Regions from separate parts of the Homo sapiens genome. Here regions 2, 3 and 4 are each linked to region 1. A link is a loop called in an ENCODE intact Hi-C map of the cell type or tissue named here. Cell type or tissue: dorsolateral prefrontal cortex. All regions are shown on one strand. Region 1 has its middle 24 kb from the start of OR5K4. Region 2 has its middle 21 kb from the start of CPOX. Region 3 overlaps CPOX (coproporphyrinogen oxidase). Region 4 holds the start of LOC105373998 (a long non-coding RNA gene).

Region 1 (5,000 bases):
TTTTTACTTCCTGTAGAAACGGTACACTCACCAGCAGTTCTGCCACAAGAGTACACCAAAAAAAGGAGATGCATCCTGACGCATCCACCCTACTGCTGTGTCGGGTTTCCGTGGGCTGGAACAGGACCTCACATTCTGTATTTGTCCCGATTGGCTAGCAACTTAGAACTTTTTAAAAGAGGCAAAGGTAGAGGAGAACAAAGAAAGGAGGAAGTCACTTGTGGAATGTTGAGAAAGGTAAAAACACTTTTAAATAAGGAAGAGGAACAGGCTATGACCTAACGCTTGCTTGGACCAGTATAAGTATGCCAGGGCAAATATTTAGGCTAAATTGTGGAAGCTAAGAACATAAAGTACGTTGATTTCTTTATTATGGCTAGCAGATATTTAAGAATGTTAGCACAGGTCTTTGAATACATTTTGCTTCTAAGAGAAGTTACTATTTATTCCTAATTAGACGGGGAGGAAAGTCTTTGAAGAGGAACCTCTGCTTTACTTTTTACATTCTCCTTCCACAAATTTGCCAATGCATCTGAGCTCTCAATCTGCGTTTTTGATGGCCATCTGCCCAGCCCATATAATTCCATTCTCCTTCATTGGTCACCCCCTACATATCCAAAATGTCATTAAGTCCTTATGACACTACATTTTAAATTCTTTTGAATCTATTGCCTTGTCCTCCTTATCACCCCCAAAGTCATATCACACAAGGACTAAGCACTTTGCATGCATTTGAGTCACCTGGGGAGCATGTTAAAAATGGAGACTTTTAGGCCTCCTTGTTGAACTACTATTTCTACAGTAATACCTTATAATCCATATTTTGCACAAAAAAAGGTACCCAGTTTATTCTGATATATAATCTTGTCTGAGACACATTGGACAATAGTAACTAAGTTTCCTTGTTAGTGTGCCTGATTCCAGTTTCCCTTTCCTGAAGGCTATTTGGCACAGTAAAAGGTATTTAATTTTTAAAAATTTAGGTTTTACCAAGGTGGCCAACTAGATGGAGCTGAAGTGCTACTCCCACAGGAAAAGACAATGATTTCAACTACACCAACATAATTTGAACAGATTATTTGCAGAGAAAATGCCAAATATGGATACAGAAAAGATGCAGTTGCTGAGGCTGAAGAGGGAGGGAGCTGGGAACTCCTCATGGGATGCCTGAATGTTATAACTGGTTCCCAGCCCTGAACAGCACCTGAGGAAGCGGTGCGTGAGAGGACTGGAGGACTGCCCACTCTCACCACAAACCTCTGGGAACCTAATACAGGGGCCCCACACCCCTAGGATGTGTGAGCTGGCAAGGGGGATCTCTCAGAGATTAGATGGAGCAGAGCACAGGTTAGCTCCAGCAGAACCCAGTCATGAAAGCCCACCAGCCAGGGCTGCCTGTCTGCCTCTGAGAAAGTCTAGCCCCAGGTAACCCCTGGGAGAAAGCAGGGCCTGCTTCCCCGTGGGCCTGGGGCACATCTGTTCTGCAGGCTGACTGAGCACCAGACCCTCCCAGAGCCCCTGCCTGGCTGCCTGGAAGGAGCAGTTACACAGTGCAACCTCCACTACCCAGCCTAGATGCTTTGCTCCACCTGAGTGCGTTCCAGCTGGGAGCCATTGCAATCACGCACCACACCTGGAACCCAACCCTGAGCATCCGAAGGAGGGAGCTGAGAACAGGTCCTGGCGCCCCAAGGATGTGGGCTCAGGAGTGCCAAGGTGGAATCTGTGCTTTGCACTTGAAAGGAGGAGGATCCCACACTCTCTCGGAAGACTGAGAGGGCTGAGTTGCACAGATTCGAAGGCTGGTGTGGGACCTAGCTGTGTCTGGCTCCACAGGGCTGGTCTGGTAAGGGTGCAGCCTATCTCCCTACCTGGCCTCTCCCTAAGGGAGCCCCATGGCCTGAAAGACTTAGCAACAACAATGACAACAACAAAAATCTTAGGCAGAGTGCCAGCAATCGGAGGTGACTTCCCAAGGCCCACGAGCAGACCTGGTGAGGGGATCACAGCTCTTCCCTTGCACCACAGAACAGATAAAAAAACGTGAAGATACACAAAGGAACTGCATGACTAAAGCCTGTTTACTGTCCATTGCCTTCAGGCGCCATCTGCTGGATCACATCCCTAACCACACCACCAAAAATTATTCTCCCTCCCGGAGAAACTAAGAGCAAGAATTCAACAGATCCTATTCAGCAAGAGATCCTGTCTCAGCAAGAGATCCTATTCAGAGCCTTAGCCCTCTGAAAACTTCCAGAAACTAAGCCAATTTGGTATATTCACTTTATACCAAAATTAAAGGAATACCACCACTTCTAGATGATAAAGAATTAGTACATGAACTCTGGCAATTCAAAAAGCCAGAATATCCCCTTACCTCCAAATGACCTTACTATCTCCCCAGAAATGATTCTTAACTAGCCTAAATTGTCTGAAATGACCATACATTGAATTCATAATCTGAATGGCAAGGAAGCTTATCTAGATTGAGAGAACATTGAAACTCAATCCAAAGAAGCCAGGGAATACAGTAAAATGATTCAAGAGCTAAAGGATGAAATCCCCATTTTAAGAAGGACCCAAAGTAAACTTCTGGAGCTGAAAAATTCACTATGAGAATTTCATAATATAATTGAAAGTATTGCCAGCAAAACAGATCCAGGTGAGGAAAGAATCTCAGAGCTCAAAGACTGGGTCTTTGAATCAACTCAGTCAGACAAAAATAAAGCAAAAAGAATTAAGAAAAATGAGCAAAACCTCCAAGACATATGCTTTATGCAATAGACCAAATCTAGAACTCATCAGCATTCCTGAGAGAAGGAGAGAGAATAAGCAACTTTGAAAAATATACTTGAGGAGATAGTCCATGAAAACTTTCCTAATCTCACCAAAGAGGTTGACATGCAAATCCAAGAAATAGAGAGAATCCCAGCCAGACACTGTACAAGACGAGAATCCCCAAGACACACAGTTATCAGATTCACTAAAATCAATGCAAAAGAAATCATCTTAAAGTCAGCCAGAGATAAGCAGTAGGTCACCTACAGAAGGGACAGCATCAGGCTAGCAGTAGACCTCTCGGTAGAAACCTTACAAGCCAGAAGAGACTGAGGACCTATTTTCAGTGTCTGTAAAGAAAAGAAATTCTAACCAAGAATTTCATATCCTGACAAACTAAGCTTCATAATTGAAGAGAAATAAAATCCTCTCTGACAAGCAAATGCCAAGGTAATATATTTAAACGAGACCAGCCTTACAAGAGATCCTTAAGGGAGTGCTAAACATGGATTTGAAAGAATGACACCAGTTACCACAAAAGCACACTTAAACACATAGCCCACAGGCACTGTAAAGCAACTGCACAATAAAGTTTAAATAGCAATCAGCTAACAAAACAATGATAGGTTCAAAATCACACATACCAATACTAACCTTGAAAGTAAATGTGCTAAACACGCCACTGAAAAGACACAGAGTGGCAGGTTGAATTAAAAGTCAAAAAACCATCTCTTGTCTTCAAGAGACCCATCTTATAGGTAATGACACCCACAGGCTCAAATTAAAAGGGCAGAGTAAGATCTACCATGCAAACAGAAAACAAAAAAAAAGAGCAGGAGTTGTTATTCTTATATCACATAAAACAGACTTTAAACCAATAAAAATTAAGAAAGAGAATGAAGGGCATTGTATAATGATAAAAGGTACAAACCAACAAGAAGCCTTACCTAGTCTAAATATGTATGCACCCAACATTGGAGCATCCAGATTCATAAGAAACTTCTTCTTGGCCTACAAAAAGGCCTAGACAATCACACAATAATAGTGGGAGACTTCAACACCCACATTGAAAGTGTTAGATCATCAAGCAAAAAGCAAGCAAAGAAACTCCGGACTTAAACTGAAAACTTGACCAATTAGACCTAATAGTCATCTATAGAATACTTCACCCAAAAACCACAGAGTATAGATTCTTCTCATCTGCACATGGAACATATTCTAAGATCAACCATATACTCTGTCATAAAGCAAACCTCAATAAACCAAAAAAATGAAATTGTACAAAGTGTACTCTTGGACAACAGTGCAATAAAAAGAAAATCAGTACTAAAAAGATCTCTCAAAACGACACAAATATCTGGAAATTAAACAACTTACTCCTGAAAATTCTTGGGTGAACATCAAAATTAAAGCAGAAATAAGAAGTTCTTTAAAATAAACAAAAATAGGGACACAACTTACCGAAATCACTGGGATCCACCCAAAAAGTTTACAGCCTTAAATGCCTTCATCAAGAAGTCAGAAAGGTCTCAAATTAACAATCTAACTTTGCACCTAAAGGAACTAGAAAAACAAGAACAAACCAATTCCAAAGCCAGCACCAGAAAATAAGTAGGTGAAATTAGAGAACTTAATGAATTTGGGATGCAAAAATCCACACAAAAGGTCAATGAAACCAAGAGTTCATTCTTCAGATGAATAATTAAGACTGATAGACCCCTAACTAGATTAACAAAGAAAAAGAGAAGATCCAAGTAGGCACAATCAGAAACGACAACATAGAGTAAAATCACACACTGTCTTTCGTATAGCATTTGCGGTCTGGACAAGGTATTAGTGAGTGTAGGAGTCTTAACATTTCAGACCTGGGCTTCAGCTTTTCTTCACCCACAAAGCATGCTTCTCTTTTACTATTATCAGTTATTAAAAAATTCAGTTTGGTTCTGGTTAGCTTGTATTCAAACCATAGTCCTGGGATATGGAAACCAAGGTTATTCTTTGTCAATCCTTATTATGTATCAGGCATTGTTCTGGAAAAATGAAATCACCTGGAAAATGGAAAAAACTGGAAAAATGAAATCACCATTATTTTTTAAATGGAGAAGATACAGGAGAAATATTAAGGGGTGGCAATTATAGAGAAGCTCGGGTTTGGCCCGGAAAAAAATTGAGATGCCTATTAGACATTTACATAGAGATGTAAAGCAGGCAGCTGAATATAC
Region 2 (5,000 bases), 240 kb after region 1:
ACAAAGCATACACACTAATTTAAATACGTGGGAAAAATACTTGATTTTTAAAGAAACATGTATCAGGATGCCAACAAGAAAACCCACAGAAGTGAATGTTAGTATCAGAGTAAGAGTTTTTCTGATCATAGCTTAAAAGATTTTAATTAAATACTTGATATACACATTAATATTTATAAAATATGAGGATACTAAGAAATATCCTATTAATATATTGAAATGTTGAAATGGCCACTTGTATATCAGAATCCAGCTGTAGAACACTACTAAGAACTTTGAAGCCATCTGTGAATCCTGCCTCAGTTCCATTCTCCATTCACCTGAATTTGGTATTTGTCATTAGCTTTTCATTAGTTTTATCACTTATGTGTATCTTTAAATAGCCTATGGCCTAGCTTTGCATCTTTTGAATTTTGTACAAATGGAACCACATTGCATGTATTGTTCTGCAGGTTATTTTATCTTCACTCAATGTCTGTGATATTCATCCATATTAATTTTCCCAGTTCTATAATTTATATACACATAACATGAGTCTAGGGCATTTCATTTTATTAATATACCAGAATTTATTTATCTATTCTTCCATTTATTAAACTTGGGTTGCTTCTAGATTTTATCATTACAATTTTACCTCTTCTTTTCTAATCTTTGTATTTCTAATTCTTTCTCTTGTCTAAACTTATTAGCTTAGCATCTCTAATACAATATTGAATAATAGTAGTGATACTGAAGATCCTTATCTTGTTTCTGCCTGCTAATTTCTCTTTTTCCTTTTCTTCAGTTTGCTTGGTTGTCTTGTAAAATTTCTTGATTGAGAAATAGTTTATTTTCATTTTTCCTTCTTTATCAATATAAATATTTAAGGCTTTAAGAAAACGCTGTGGCCGGGCGCGGTGGCTCACGCCTGTAATCCCAGCACTTTGGGAGGCCGAGGCGGGCGGATCACGAGGTCAGGAGATCGAGACCATCCCGGCTAAAACGGTGAAACCCCGTCTCTACTAAAAATACAAAAAATTAGCCGGGCGTAGTGGCGGGCGCCTGTAGTCCCAGCTACTTGGGAGGCTGAGGCAGGAGAATGGCGTGAACCCGGGAGGCGGAGCTTGCAGTGAGCCGAGATCCCGCCACTGCACTCCAGCCTGGGCGACAGAGCGAGACTCCGTCTCAAAAAAAAAAAGAAAAAAGAAAAAAAAGAAAACGCTGTATTAGTTATGTCTCATAGGGTGTAGTAGGTATTGTTTATATTATCAGTATTTCCTAGATATGAGTAATTTTGGTTTATATTTCCTCTTTGATCCAAGACTGGGCTAAGAAAAAAAGCTGTTGTAATTTACAAGATGTTGGAGTTTTTAGTTTTTTATTTGCTTGTTCATTTTTGTCTTGTTGTATTATAGAGAATATTGTCAGTATAGTTTCTGTTTTTTAAAATTTCTTATGGAGTTTGTAATTTAGAAAAGAATTTTGTCAATTTTTATGAATGTCCCTAGGTACTTGGAAGGGTTGTCTCTATTTTCAGGGTTCAGAGTTCAAAATATATATAAGTTAGAGACACTTTGTTACTCATGTAATTTACATCTTCTACATCTTTAATGTGCTTCCCCTGACTTGCTCTGTCAGGGACTGAGTGAAATAATTCAACAACTACAAGTGTGCATCAGTCTAGCTCCTGGATTTTTTTCTCCTTGTGAATATAGTTATGTACTTTGGTCCATTGATATTTATAGCGTTTTACATTCACATTTTAAGTACTCTTCTTTTTCTTATGTTATGCTTTTAGATGTGAATTCCATAATGGCTGATATGAGTATCATAACTCCTTCATTTTTTTAAGTTTGTACTTGCCTGGTATAGCTATCATTTTTTACTTTCTGAAGTATTTTGTCTTAAAGGTATCTGTTTTTTATAGCATCTATTTCTTTATGGTCCCACTTGAAATATTTTAACAGTATGTTATGAAACTTTTATTTATTGATATGTATGCCATTTTTTATTGATTGATAGGATGGGTATGTTTGCTATAGCTTTATCATATGGTTCTTGTTATTTTCTAAATTTGTAGTTTAAAGTCTCTCACTTAAGTTTGGTTTATATTTCTAGTCTACTGATTACCTTTACTATACTGTATTTAACATCTTCATTCTCCATTTCTTTAGACAGTGTCCATTAGTTTTCTCTAAAACCAATGGGAAATTAGCATCCTTTCACTTCCTGCCCTGTAACTCCGGCCAGAGGTAAGAAGCCAAGCTTTATGGTCATTATATTCTTTCTTTGGTTTATCAAGACATTCTGCTTTCTTCTCCACTTTCATTTTTAGTCCATCAAATTGTAAAAACGTATACACTATTTGAATAAGCAATTTTTCAATTACAAGCTGCTGATTTTTTTACACCCAAAATGTGTGTATTTGTGAAATACCCACATAATTAAATTAATGTATTGTAGACATAATAAAATTACACACAAACAGAGCTTTTGAAATGATAAAAATGTTTTCCTACCTGTCTTCACTGAATCACACACACCCCCTGGGGTATAAACTCTAAATTGAATACACACATTTAGATGAATAGTCCTCAATCTTTTTAGAATTATGTTTCCTCTGAGAGTCAAATTAACATTATTCATTCTCAGACAAAAATGTTCACATTTTCTCAGGCAACTCGCAGTTCAGAGATGGCCAAGGAACTCAGATGCTAAGCATTTAGACATTCAACATTACTGGAATTGTAGACATTGCCAACTTCAGAATCTCCCAATCATAAAGTGAGACATGAAACACAGTGGAGACATTTGACAAGACATAAACAGCATAGTCAAATTAGCCATGCTTGATTAAATATGTAATAACTCCTTTAGATAATCTGTCCAACAACAGCATAGTTCAACAAGAGTCAGATTTCAAATAATTTTCTCATTTCCCTCCTTCTTTGCCTCTCCTCTTTTTCTGTCCTGTTCTCCACCTCTTCTCTCTCGTTTCTCCTTCTTCCTCCCAGCACTTTTTCATTCTCCCTCCTTCCTTGCTTTTCTTTACTTTCTCCTCCTCCACTCCCTGCCAAAAAAAAACAAACAAAAAACCCCCTGCAGATTAGATTTTCTGCTCCACCTACTGGTTCTTTCAAGAATTTCATATTCTTGAGAAACTGAAGACACAACCTGGTATGTTAATGGAGATAATTTTATCATCTAAATTTTAGTATCTGAGAAGACCTTGATAATGTATAAACTAGGATCATTTTTAAGTGTTAACTTAAATCCCAATTTATTAAACATATTAACATAGAGTATAGATCATGTTAACATCTTCTATTTGGAAACAACCATTGTAATATTTGAGCCTTTATTACAATCACATCCCACTTGTCTCTTTAAATTTCCTTCCTCCTATTCTATTTGTTCAGATAGCTGCTTCTAGCTGTCTTTCCTGATACCTCATCCCGTGTTCATTTCTCTGCCCCCAGTTCGGTCTGTGATGCTCTTTTATTACACTGCATGCACTTCCTTGGGTGGCTTACCTTCTTCCACTTCTTCAATTATCACTTTTACAAAATTGGTAGACTTGTGTTTCTAGACTGAGCTCTCCTGAGTTCACATCTCTAAATACTGGTACAGGTAGCTTGCAAGCATTTCAAGCACCTCAAAACTGCTCTTCTCGTTTTTGTTAATGACATTTAATCTGCTTCAATTATCTATTACTGTTTAGCAAACCACTCCAAGCTTAATGACATATAAACAGCAACCATTTTATCACATTCACAGATTCTGTGAGTCAGGGATTCTGATAGGGCACAGCAACGATGGCTTGTCTTTGTTCCACACACGAGGGCACGTCAGCTGAAGACTGCCTCTTGCTGTTTGGGGAGATACCATATCTCCCACACATTACTAAGATGAAGAGTCGGGGTGGGTGGCAGAGAGGTAAAGATGAAAGTAGGTCCTTATTTTTGCTTCTTAGGAATACATTATTTTTAAGCACCACACTCACGTTGAATAGCACATAAGATCAAGTACACATTAAAAAACAAAAAGTACTTTCAGCAGAATTTGTATTAAGGTAGTTTTTTGGTTTTTGGTTTTTTTTGAGACAGAGTTTCGCGCCGTCGCGCAGGCTGGAGTGCAGTGGCACGATCTTGGCTCACTGCACCCCCTGCCTCCCAGGTTCAAGCGATTCTCCTGCCTCAGCCTCCTGAGCTGGGATTACAGGCGCCCATCACCACGCCTGGCTAATTTTTGTATTTTTAGTAGAGATGGGGTTTCACCATGTTGGCCAGGCTGGTCTTGAACTGCTGACCTCAGGTGATCCACCCACCTCGGCCTCCCAAAGTGCTGGGATTAGAGGCATGAACCACCGTGCCCAGCCTGTATTCAGGTAGTATTAATTTAAATGGTCTTTGAGGACATCTGAACTAGTTATTTTTAATAAACTACAGTTTGAACTACAAGAAATTGTGGATTTGTATATTATACTAATGGTTAGAAGAATGTCAAGCAGCAGGTGTGGAACAGATTCTAAAAGCCTGTCTCCCTCATCAAGTCAGAAAATGGAAGCAATCTTGAACCGATCTGAGCATAGATAAATTGCTATAAAGACTTTTATTTATGAAAGCATTATTCACTTGCTATTACATAAGAGGCATTCAGCCAGTACAGCTTTGTGAACTTTGATACCTCTCAACCATCTCATAAGAAAACACATCCATGACAGAGTCAGTGTTGCAACTCTAAATGACTGCAAAGTCAATTTACTTTCCTAAGTGGCTGTATTTGCATCAACCTATTGAAACCATGATGGCTTGGATTATGACAAGTTTTATGTTCAAACGCATTTTGAAATATGAAGGGATTAACAGTAAAAGAATTATTGAAAATACTGTTTGAATGAGCTTAAGATCTAGAATAGAGCTGGCTACACTGATCGGAAGAGGAAATGCAGTTCAACTACCTTGCTCTGCTGGTATATGTTAGTGAATATCCAGTATAAAACCACTTGTAGGCCGGGCACC
Region 3 (5,000 bases), 260 kb after region 1:
GCTGTCCAACTATGAAAATGAAATGAGGACTTTAGACAGATAGATTTTTTGCAGATATCACCAAGGTAGAAAATGCTTATCCTCTTTTTCTTTTCTTTTCTTTTTTTTTTTGAGACGGACTCTTGCTCTGTCCCCCACGCTGGAGTGCAGTGGTGCGATCTTGAATCACTGCAAGCTCCGCCTCCCGGGTTCACGCCATTCTCCTGCCTCAGCGTCCCAAGTAGCTGGGACTACAGGTGCCCACCACCATACCTGGCTAATTTTTTGTATTTATAGTAGAGACGGGGTTTCACTGTGTTAACCAGGGTGGTCTCGATCTCCTGACCTCGTGATCTGCCTGCCTCGGCCTCCCAAAGTGCTGGGATTACAGGCGTGAGCCACCATGCCTGGCTGCTTATCCTCTTATTTTCAAGGCGAACAGGCAATTTCACACAAGTCTCTGTAAAGGATGTGAAACTCTAAGAACTTTAGTGAAAAGAGAAACAGTCCAATATCGATAGTGTATTTCTTGGAATAAGCTGCTGCCTTCGGAAGCACTGCTGCTTTTGTAGGAGGCAGGAGGACAGGAATCTTCCACTAACAATGACACCAACCATGGTGCAAATCCAAGCTCTCTTGAGTGAGTTCTTTATTCACCAAAGGAAGGTACTATAAACAATCTCTCAGGTCTCTTTCAGAAATAAAATTTGATGGTTCTATAGCATGAAAGACAGGGAAAAGTTGGTGGAAAAAAAGGTTCAGATGATATCTTTTATTATTTCATATGTCATATCAGACATATGAAAGTTTACCCTGTGAGGCAGCACATAAAACTATTAATCTGTTCTTGAGTCTTTTCCCCTCTATGACTACTAGAACAGGTTTCCTAAGAAGCCATTTCCTGGGCCGGACGCGGTGGCTGACGCCTGTAATCCCAGCACTTTGGGAGGCCGAGGCAGGCGGATCACGAGGTCAGGAGATCGAGACCATCCTGGCTAACACGGTGAAACCCCGTCTCCACTAAAAATACAAAAAATTAGCCAGGCGTGGTGGTGGGCACCTGTAGTCCCAGCTACTCGGGAGGCTGAGGCAGGAGAATGGCGTGAACCCGGAAGGCAGAGCTTGCAGTGAGCCGAGATCGCACCACTGCACTCCAGCCTGGGCGACAGAGTGAGACTCCATCTCAAAAAACAAACAAACAAACAAACAAACAAACAAAAAAGAAGCCATTTCCTAACTGTTAAACTTGTAAAATAGTTTATATCCTAAAAGTAGTTCTTTTGATAATCTCTGCATAAGGGTCCTTAAATAGAAAAACATGCTCAAACAAAAACTAAAAGCTATTTAAAAGGTTACCTTAAATACAGCTTCAATTGCTTAAACAACAACAACAAAAAACAACAGATGCAAATCCCTAGAACTGACGCATAGGTAGAATTCACCTTAATCGTGACTTGTTGGCCTTCTTTATATGCACATTTTATTAACATAGTCTAAAAAAGTATATCCTGAGTAAAGTTGTAAAGTCAGTTTTTAACCCAAATCATACTATTTCAAAATCTCTCTTTAAAACATTACAAAATTAAGTGATCTACTTATTTCCTAGTCAGTGTTCTGCTGCTTACAACAGAATAGCTGAAACTGCATAATTTATAAATAAAAGGAACTTATTTCTTAAGTTATGGAAGCTGAGAAGTCCAAGGTTGAGGGGCTTCATCTAGTATGAGTGTTCTTGCCGGTGGGGTCTCTGCAGAGTCCTGAGGCAGTGCACAACATCACATGGTGGGGGGCTGAACGTGCTAGCTTAGGTCTCTTCTTATAAAGCCACCAGTCCCACTCCCATGAATTTAACCCATTAATGCATGAATGGATTAATCCATCCATCAGGGCTCTGCCCAATCACCTCTTAAAGGCCCCAGCTCTTAATACTGCCAGATTGGGGGTTAAATTTCGACATGAGTTTTGGAGGGAACAAATATTCAAACCAAAGCATTTATACTAAAAACTTCTTTTTAACTAGCTACCATCCTAGATATTTTATTACCTAACACTGCTTAAAGTCATCTCAGTAATAGCTAGAAAAAGGAACCAAAAAAGAGAACTGTCTACTCTATTAGTCCTCCTGGAAGGATGCTAAGTTCTGAGAGAGAGGAAAAAACAAACAAAAAACCAGTATCTGCATGCATCCATGGCTGTGTAGTTTTCAGTAGTAATATTAAATCAAGAGAATATTCAAATGTTTCATCTTTCCTGACGATTTTAAAGCTGAACTCCATACTCTTGCATAAATATTAACATTCCACAACTATTAGCTCTAAAAACAAAGCAAAAAGACAAAAATTCTTTGTCCTTCCTTTTTCAAGAATGCCAATTGGCTCTAAGCAGAATTGAGTACTTTACTCATATTCCAAACAATTTGTGCCAAGATTCCATTTGATGATAACAAATATTCTGGGTCTTCTCCCAACTTTTGTTTGTTTTCTTATTTTATCATTAGAATTTCTTTAACAAATTCTCCAATTCTTCTTTCCCCTTGGCCAAAATCTCTGGTATGTTGGCATCTCCCTCTAGTGGTTCTCCAACCCTTCCAATGCCCTTAGACATTCCCAAGTCAACATCAGGAATAATAATTCTCATCTGGAATAAGAATTTAACAACCCACTCCAGATTAAAAAGCCTCTCATTCTCAAGCATAGATGACCTTATAGTTTATAGTCTACCATTCTAAATCATTTGGAATAAAAAGATATTACTACTCAATTTATATTAAATATTTCTAAGTAAATAATTTAATACAACCACTTAAAACCAGTATTCTAATTCTTCTGATGAGCAAAGTAAGAAAACTAGTTCCATTTTCATAAGCAGAAGAGGGTATTTAGTGACATAATAGTTGCCTTCAGAAGGAACAGAATGTAATTTTGGGGTCATGAAAGTTCAGTAACTTTACCTACCATTTTTTAAATTTGGGGTAGAGATCTGGACCATGCTGGTCACAAGCCTCCTTCAGAGTTCTGTGAAAATGGACAGCGTCTTCTTGATTCAAGTATGTTGGAGTGAGGTCACATCCACCACCAAACCACCACTGCTTGTTGCCTACCAAATCAAGACATGGGATTCTAATGTGGACTTTTGAGATTCAGCATTACTGGCTATATTAGGACACTTAATTTAGCAGCTTAATTTTTTCAGCATAAAATGGATGACAATAAAAAAAATTTTAACTGATTTTAGCTCTGAAGACCAGTAAGGCCTAGGCAGAAAAAAAGAGGTAAAAGCGGCCAGGCGAGGTGGCTCATGCCTGTAATCCCAGCACTTTGGGAGGCCCAGGCAGGCAGATCGCCTGAGGTCAGGAGTTCGAGACCAGCCTGGCCAATATATGGTGAAACCTCGTTGCTACTAAAAATACAAAACATAGCCGGGTGTGGTGGTCACCTATAATCCCAGCTACTCGGGAGGCTGAGGCAGGAGAATCACTTGAACCCAGGAGGTGGAGGTTGCAGTGAGCTGAGATAGCGCCACTGCACTCCAGCCTGGGCAACAAGAGTGAGACTCCATCTCAAAAAACAAAATAAAACAAAACAAAACAACAAGAAAAAAGAAGAAAGAAAGAAAGACAGTGGAACTTGCAAGGAATGATATGCAGGGCAGTGAATGATAAAACAGTACACTGGTGGATCAGGAAGTGGATTGCAACTCTGGCTGTATATAAGAATCACATGACGAGCTTAAAATAGCTCTTCTAGATCACAATAAACACACACACACACACACACATCTCTGGCCCAGGAATCTGTAGTTTATAAAACTCCCCAGGAGATTCTGACACTCCTTGTATTAAGAACCATTGCCAACCCCTCCCCTTTCCTAGAAAGAGTAAAAACACTTGCTGAGGTAACTTACCACTTGAGAATAACTGTTTCATGTGCTCACAGGTCCATGAGTTGTCAATACCAGTTACCAACTTTAAACATAAAAGGTTGAACCAAGCTGAATGGCTTCAAAATGAAAAGTTAAAGCAGTGACTTTAAATGCCATCACCTACAGAGACACCAATAAGAATAGGTGTGGCACTGCACATGTACTCTGACATCTAGTATCAGATAAAAGACAGGCTGGAACTATGTGCACAGGAGGCATGATCAACTGCATCCCATTTTAAACCCACTGCTAATGCCCTGGTGACTAGCAAAGCTATGCATATGTAAAATATTTTCCAAAAGCAAGTTCTCAATTTCAATTTAACCTCGTACATAAGGTATTCCTTCAGATGTAATGAATTTATGTTTGCAAAGAACTCTGGGTGCACACTAAAGTTCAGGTTCATTCCTTCTATGTTGGAGGAAATATGGGAAGGTTAGAGTCAGTCAATACCATTCTTTTTGTTTTGTTTTGTTTTGTTTTTTTGAGACGGAGTCTCGCTCTGTCACCCAGGCTGGAGTGCAGTGGCACAATCTCCGCTCACTGCAACCTCCGCCTCCCAGGTTCAAGTGATTCTTCCACCTCAGCTGCCCGAATAGCTGGGACTACAGGTGCGTGCCAGCACGCCCAGCTAAGTTTTTGTATTTTTAGTAGAGAGGAGATTTCACCATGTTGGCCAGGCTGGTCTCAAACTCCTAACCTCAGGTGATCTGCCCACCTCAGCCTCCCAAAGTGCTGGGATTACAGGTATGAGCCACCAAGCCTGGCCCCATTCTTACTTGTCATGTCTCAGGCATAATCCATTGCACTTGCCAAGAAATTGCCTTTACATTGCCTCCTGAAAGACCTAATTAAGACTATTCTTTCTCGCTTTTAGATGTTATGCCCTCTTATCTGTTTTAAAATGCACATTTTGCACGACAGTACTTTCCGTAGCTCCTGAGACCCTTACCATCAGCTTCTTCTACTTCAAAGTATCTGTAGTTGAAATGGATAGTAGGAGCATGAGGATTCTTGGGGTGGATAACAGAGCTCACGCCCATAGCACAAAATGGCAATTTACCTGGAAAGTAAAATATGAGTCATGAGCTATATTCAGT
Region 4 (5,000 bases), 140 kb before region 1:
AAACTGCTCTTGAGACCAGTGTTTATGATGTTTTGTAAACCCTGTCCTTGATGGACCAACTGGCACCACCCAGATTGACAAACTGGCTTATCTGATTTTGTGGCCCTTACCCAGGAACTGACTTAGCACAAGAAGACAGCCACCATTGTAAAATGGCGGAGACTAAAACACAGTATTGCCATGCGGTTACAGGTCATGTTCCCAAAGACATGAAACAAGACGGAGGTTTGTAGCCAACTTTGTTACTGACCGTTTTGTTGGGTTGGCTCAAACAGTAGGCTTATGGGGTCCTTGGCCTGCATCCTGAAGTAAAATGTGTTTTCTTTGACAGAACCATACAGAAAGAGATGCAAAGCATACCAGATAGTCTACAGCTTAAGAACAATCTCACAAATCTTTTGTCATTAATTATAAATTTACAGAGATAAACAATGATCCTTATTATCCCTTTTACCGGCTTGCACAGGGAGAGAGAATTCAAAAGCCCAACTGGTAAGAAATTTTTAAACTTTTGCCAGCATATTAGGCTTCTCGGTTTCTTCCCACCTAGCTCAACTCTAAGCCAAGTGTTTTAAGGTTTTTTTCCAGATTGGAAGAACATTAAAAAAGAGATAGAAGCCATTTTAAACCATGAAAGAAGGAAAACGCCATAGAAAGGAGTTCCATTAGGGTTGTTAAGACGTATTGCCTCTTTTCCTACTGGAAATCGTGTTTCCCCTATTTCTTTGCCTTCTCTATTTTCTCTTTTTTCTTTTAGCCTACTGTAGGAGGCATATTGCTTATCTTCAAAACACTCTTCTGCTTGCAGACCTGCCTGTTTTAGCTGCAGTTAGGGTTTGGCTTAGGAGCAGCATAACATTCCTCCATGAGAGGTTAAATACGAGAGGTAAATTTTGGAAAGCTTCTGTATACCTATCAGAGTCAGAAAATCAGCCTAAGTCTCCCTTTACTTGTCTAAGGTCCTGAAATGAGAAGGGAACTTGAAGGAGCTCCAAACAAGGGAATCCTCAGATGGTTTCCCTGGAACTTGCTCCTGTAATTTTGGGGAATTATTCTCTTTATGACTGCCTGATATGATTGCTAAAAGAGCTGGGTTAATTTTGCAACACTTACAAAGGTGTAGTAAGAAAGGCCATGCCCTTGTGCAAAAGAAAATAAGCCACTTTTTCTTCAAAGTTTAAGGTCAAAGGAGTCCCAGTGCTTCAAAATACACTCCAGGGGAGTGCATATTGAAGATGATCTGTTACCCATTTAGAAAAAGAAGAGAGAATAAAAGCATTCTTTTAGTCTCCTTCATTTTGGTATGTGATCCAGTAGAGCACATCCCCCCAACTATTTTCTCTCCTTGGATCCTGAATCCAGGCACCCATTTCAATGTGCCGCCCATGACTGCAGGCATGACCCTCCAAAGCATGACACCAGAGGAACTAAACTTTTGGGCCATAGTCATGCTGTCCCCAAGGAGCCTTAGTCCTCTTCCTTTTATTTCCCTTTGACCTCCTAGACTTGTGTGACCTGTGTGCTTTCCAAAAAAAAAAAAAAAAAATAAATGGATTTCAAGAAAAATCACGTAATTGGGCAAGGCCCGTTTAAGGGAGGGGGTGTGCTGGATTGAACTCTAAATCCTGCTGTTATAGCCCATGCTAAAGCATTTACCCATAGAAGAATCGTTCCAGTTAACTTTCAGACTTAAAATCCCCTTATTAATTTAAGTACTGTCTTAATAGGGGACAGAATAGGTGCCTTAAGGGAATGTAGGAACCAAATGGCCATTTTCCTGTGAGGGGGACAATATCAAGACTAACATTTGGCTACAGAAGACATCTTAATCCTCTCTGCTAAAGGCAGAACCATCCCCTTCCCATAAGAGGCCCAGAGCCTGATGTCTAACAGTGTAAAAGGAAGCTGCGGTGTTACCATGAAAAAAGAGGAACAAAGTGTGCCTCATGTAGAGGATTTTTATTTCCGCTAGGTGGCTTAGAAATACCATGTGCTCACCAGAGAAACTGTAGAGAGAGATGTTTATTGAGTTACTGCCTGATGTGATTTGTGATCTTTTCTAACAGACCTGTTTCCTTGAACTGTAAAGATTCCTGCACATTAGACACGCAGAGACAGGGTTAAGAGACTGTAGATAGAAAGAGAAAGAAAGTTTGGCAACAGGATAGCTGGAAGAGTGCCCTAAAATTAAAGATCAGATTTAAAGTTGAGATCCACTCCATACTCACCAGTCTGATGAATGAATTTCCTTTCCCAGCCAATGTGCCAAAATGATACGGCTCTGATGAGTGGAAGAACACCAGGGTACTTCTTTCTGTCTCCTTCTTTACTGACTTGTCTTTCTCGCATTTACCATCTATGATGTGATTATTCTGTGACTAATTTTTTTCTCCTTGTTTTATTTCACCTAGGCAAATTTCCATTTCCACATTTCCTATGCCTTTTTTCCTTTCACTTGTCAATCTTTACTTTTGATAACTTTTTCTTAAATATTGTACTGGAGAAAAAAACATTAGTTTATGAGCAGCAGACAAATGCCAATTATTCTCCACATGTCGTAGAGTACTGTACCTCATCCCCTCACTGCTGGGCTACTTGTTTCCCCTTCACTTTGTATTGCTGACTTTTATTCTATTACATAAGGGAAACTCCTCTCACTAAGGCCACTAAAAATTACTTCATTTGTATACACAGCGAATTCCCTGCACTCCTTGTCCTCTAGGGCATTTATTTTGTCATTTTTCCCTGTGCTTCACTTGGTCACACTGATCTTACCTCTCTTTATGTCCATCCACAACACTCAGCTTTCTAGTTCTCTCCTGCTTCTTCCCTTGATCACTCTGTTCAGTACCCTTTTCTACTATCTCTTTTGTTACACTTTTGAACATCTAGGGCTTTGGGTTGCAATGTAAAATGTTATTGAATGGATATTGATTCCAGTATAGAAATGGTAGGGAAGGTGGAGAAATCAGCTAGAAAATAATGGCAGGAACACAAGGAAGTAAAGCAGCCAGCCAGCAGCCCAAATCCTTTCCCAACAGGAACTTCATGAGTGGCTGTTTCCGCTGCTGTACTTCCAATGACACAGCTCATACTTTCAATGGCATTGTTGTAGATACAGGATGCACATGCTGGGATCTTAATGTTTTTGCCTCAACTGCATTTGCACTATTTTTTTTGTTGTCCATGTACATTTGTCTCTATCTCTCTATATCCAACTGTATGTAGTGTGGCTTTGATTAAACAAATCTAGGTGAAATTCTTTGTCTGCCACCAAAACGCATGTGGTAGAAAGGGGTTCCAGGTGTTGGCAATTTAATAAATGGCCTCCATTGCCTTCATAAACTTTTAATATGCTTCTTAAAATGTTTTGCATTTCAACTTTTATTTTAGATATAAAGAGTACACAGGCTGCTTTTGAAACCAAAACCTTTCTCTTTCTCTCCATATTCCGAATGTAGGATCAGCGTGTTTCATTGGCCATCCTAGATCAGGTCCCTTCACTATACAAACAAGAAGAATGGAAAAATGAGTTCTAGTTCTTTTGGCTTCTAGAGCAGTAGGTAACCTCTGACAGCCACCAAGACTTGGATAGCAAAAAAGATCACATCTTGGCCATTCCTAGGACATATGTCCACTTTGTTATCTCTTTAACATAACTTGCTCCAGTTGATTTTCTTGCCACTCTTTTTGTTTCTTTGTTACTCTCCAGTGGATACATCATTAACTACACCTTTGACTACCACAAAGATTCCAAGTAATTATTTCTATTAAGCTCTAACAGACTCATATTACTGATTGGATCTCACCTAGTTGGCTGCAGGATGCTTACTCCAAGAACTTGCCAGCACATCTGAGTTCCCATCCTCAATATTTAATGACCTATTACCCAGTCACCAAGTGACTTTTGTCTCGTTTATTACCACTTCTTTCCCACCAAATATGTCACAGAATACTAGAGAATCTACATTCTAGATTCTTTGGAATCTTTTTCTTTGTCTTACCATCTTTTCCAATGTAATATCACACCTGGACAAGACACCTAGCACTCATTTGAATCACCTTGAGGGTATTTTTTAAATGCAGATTTCTAGAACTCATTTCTGAAATAATCAATTTCTACATTAAATTCTCACAATCTATATTTTTCATAAAACACACTCCCAGATCATTTTTATATGTGATCTGATTGGGATCACTGGGATCTTAGTAACAAGTTTCTAATTAGTACCCCTTAGTCCAATTTCCCCATCCCACAGCATATTTTCTACACTATCAAAAAATTTAAAAAATATATTATGATGGCATTTCCTGTCAGGCCTCTCAGCCCAAGCCTGCACATATTCATCCAGATGGCCTGAAGCAAGTGAAGAATGACAAATGAAGTGAAAATGGCCAGTTCCTGCCTTAACTGATGACATTACCTTGTGAAATTCCTTCTCATGGCTCATCCTGGCTCAAAAGCTCCCCCACTGAGCACCTTGTGACCCCCACCCCTGCCAGACAGAGAACAACCCCCTTTGACTGTAATTTTCCACTACCTACCCAAATCCTACAAAACAGCCCCATCCCTATCTCCCTTTGCTAACTCTCTTTTCCGACTCAGCCCGCCTGTACCCAGGTGATTAAAAAGCTTTATTGCTCACACAAAGCCTCTTTGGTGGTCTCTTCACACAGACCCATGTGAAATTTGGTGCCGTGACTCAGATCGGGGGACCTCCCTTGGGAGATCAATCCCTGGTCCTCCTGCTCTTTGCTACATGAGAAAGATCCACCTACGACCTCTGGTCCTCAGACCAACCAGTCCAAGGAATATCTCACCAATTTTAAATTGGGTAAGTGGCCTCTTTTTACTCTCTTCTCCAACCTCTCTCACTATCCCTCAATCTCTTTCTCCTTTCAATCTTGGCACCATCCTTCAATCTCTCCCTTCTCTTAATTTCAGTTCCCTTCCTTTTCTGGTAGAGACACAGGAGACACGTTTTATCCGTGAACCCAAA

Evidence for each region. Peaks named below come from ENCODE experiments on the same cell type or tissue, not always from the same donor. Only the 100,000 strongest peaks of a DNase experiment are listed, where the experiment ranks them.
Region 2: it touches region 1 in a loop (4-fold over the local background); 27 of 110 quality-filtered maps call a loop at or near these places.
Region 3: a loop joins it to region 1, with 2.9 times the contacts of the local background. A loop is called at or near these places in 20 of 110 quality-filtered maps.
Region 4: a loop joins it to region 1, with 7 times the contacts of the local background. A loop is called at or near these places in 19 of 110 quality-filtered maps.

Annotation. Positions count from the first base shown.
Region 1 is chr3:98,327,616-98,332,615 of GRCh38, forward strand. No RefSeq gene overlaps it. Among named protein-coding and RNA genes, the nearest start is that of OR5K4, 24 kb to the right of the region's middle. RefSeq lists enhancers at 846-1,583, 1,584-2,320, 1,872-1,951, 2,012-2,131. In dorsolateral prefrontal cortex, CTCF peaks have their summits at 2,101 (motif pointing left) and 2,301; a DNase peak (open chromatin) is centred at 2,096.
Region 2 is chr3:98,570,522-98,575,521 of GRCh38, forward strand. It overlaps a transcript of CPOX not described here. Among named protein-coding and RNA genes, the nearest start is that of CPOX, 21 kb to the right of the region's middle. In dorsolateral prefrontal cortex, a CTCF peak has its summit at 3,108 (motif pointing left); no DNase peak of the experiment used is centred here; H3K27ac peaks cover 3,552 bases.
Region 3 is chr3:98,585,780-98,590,779 of GRCh38, forward strand. It overlaps CPOX (coproporphyrinogen oxidase), which reads right to left. Exons shown (of 7, transcript NM_000097.7): 3 at 4,853-4,963; 4 at 2,934-3,075. Among named protein-coding and RNA genes, the nearest start is that of CPOX, 5.3 kb to the right of the region's middle. In dorsolateral prefrontal cortex, a CTCF peak has its summit at 2,563 (motif pointing left); no DNase peak of the experiment used is centred here; H3K4me3 peaks cover 3,830 bases; H3K27ac peaks cover 4,771 bases.
Region 4 is chr3:98,186,776-98,191,775 of GRCh38, forward strand. LOC105373998 (a long non-coding RNA gene) reads right to left here and starts at 2,083. Exons shown (of 3, transcript XR_924256.2): 1 at 1,999-2,083. It overlaps LOC105373997 (a long non-coding RNA gene), which reads left to right and starts at 4,584. Exons shown (of 3, transcript XR_924254.3): 1 at 4,584-4,835. In dorsolateral prefrontal cortex, a CTCF peak has its summit at 2,021; no DNase peak of the experiment used is centred here.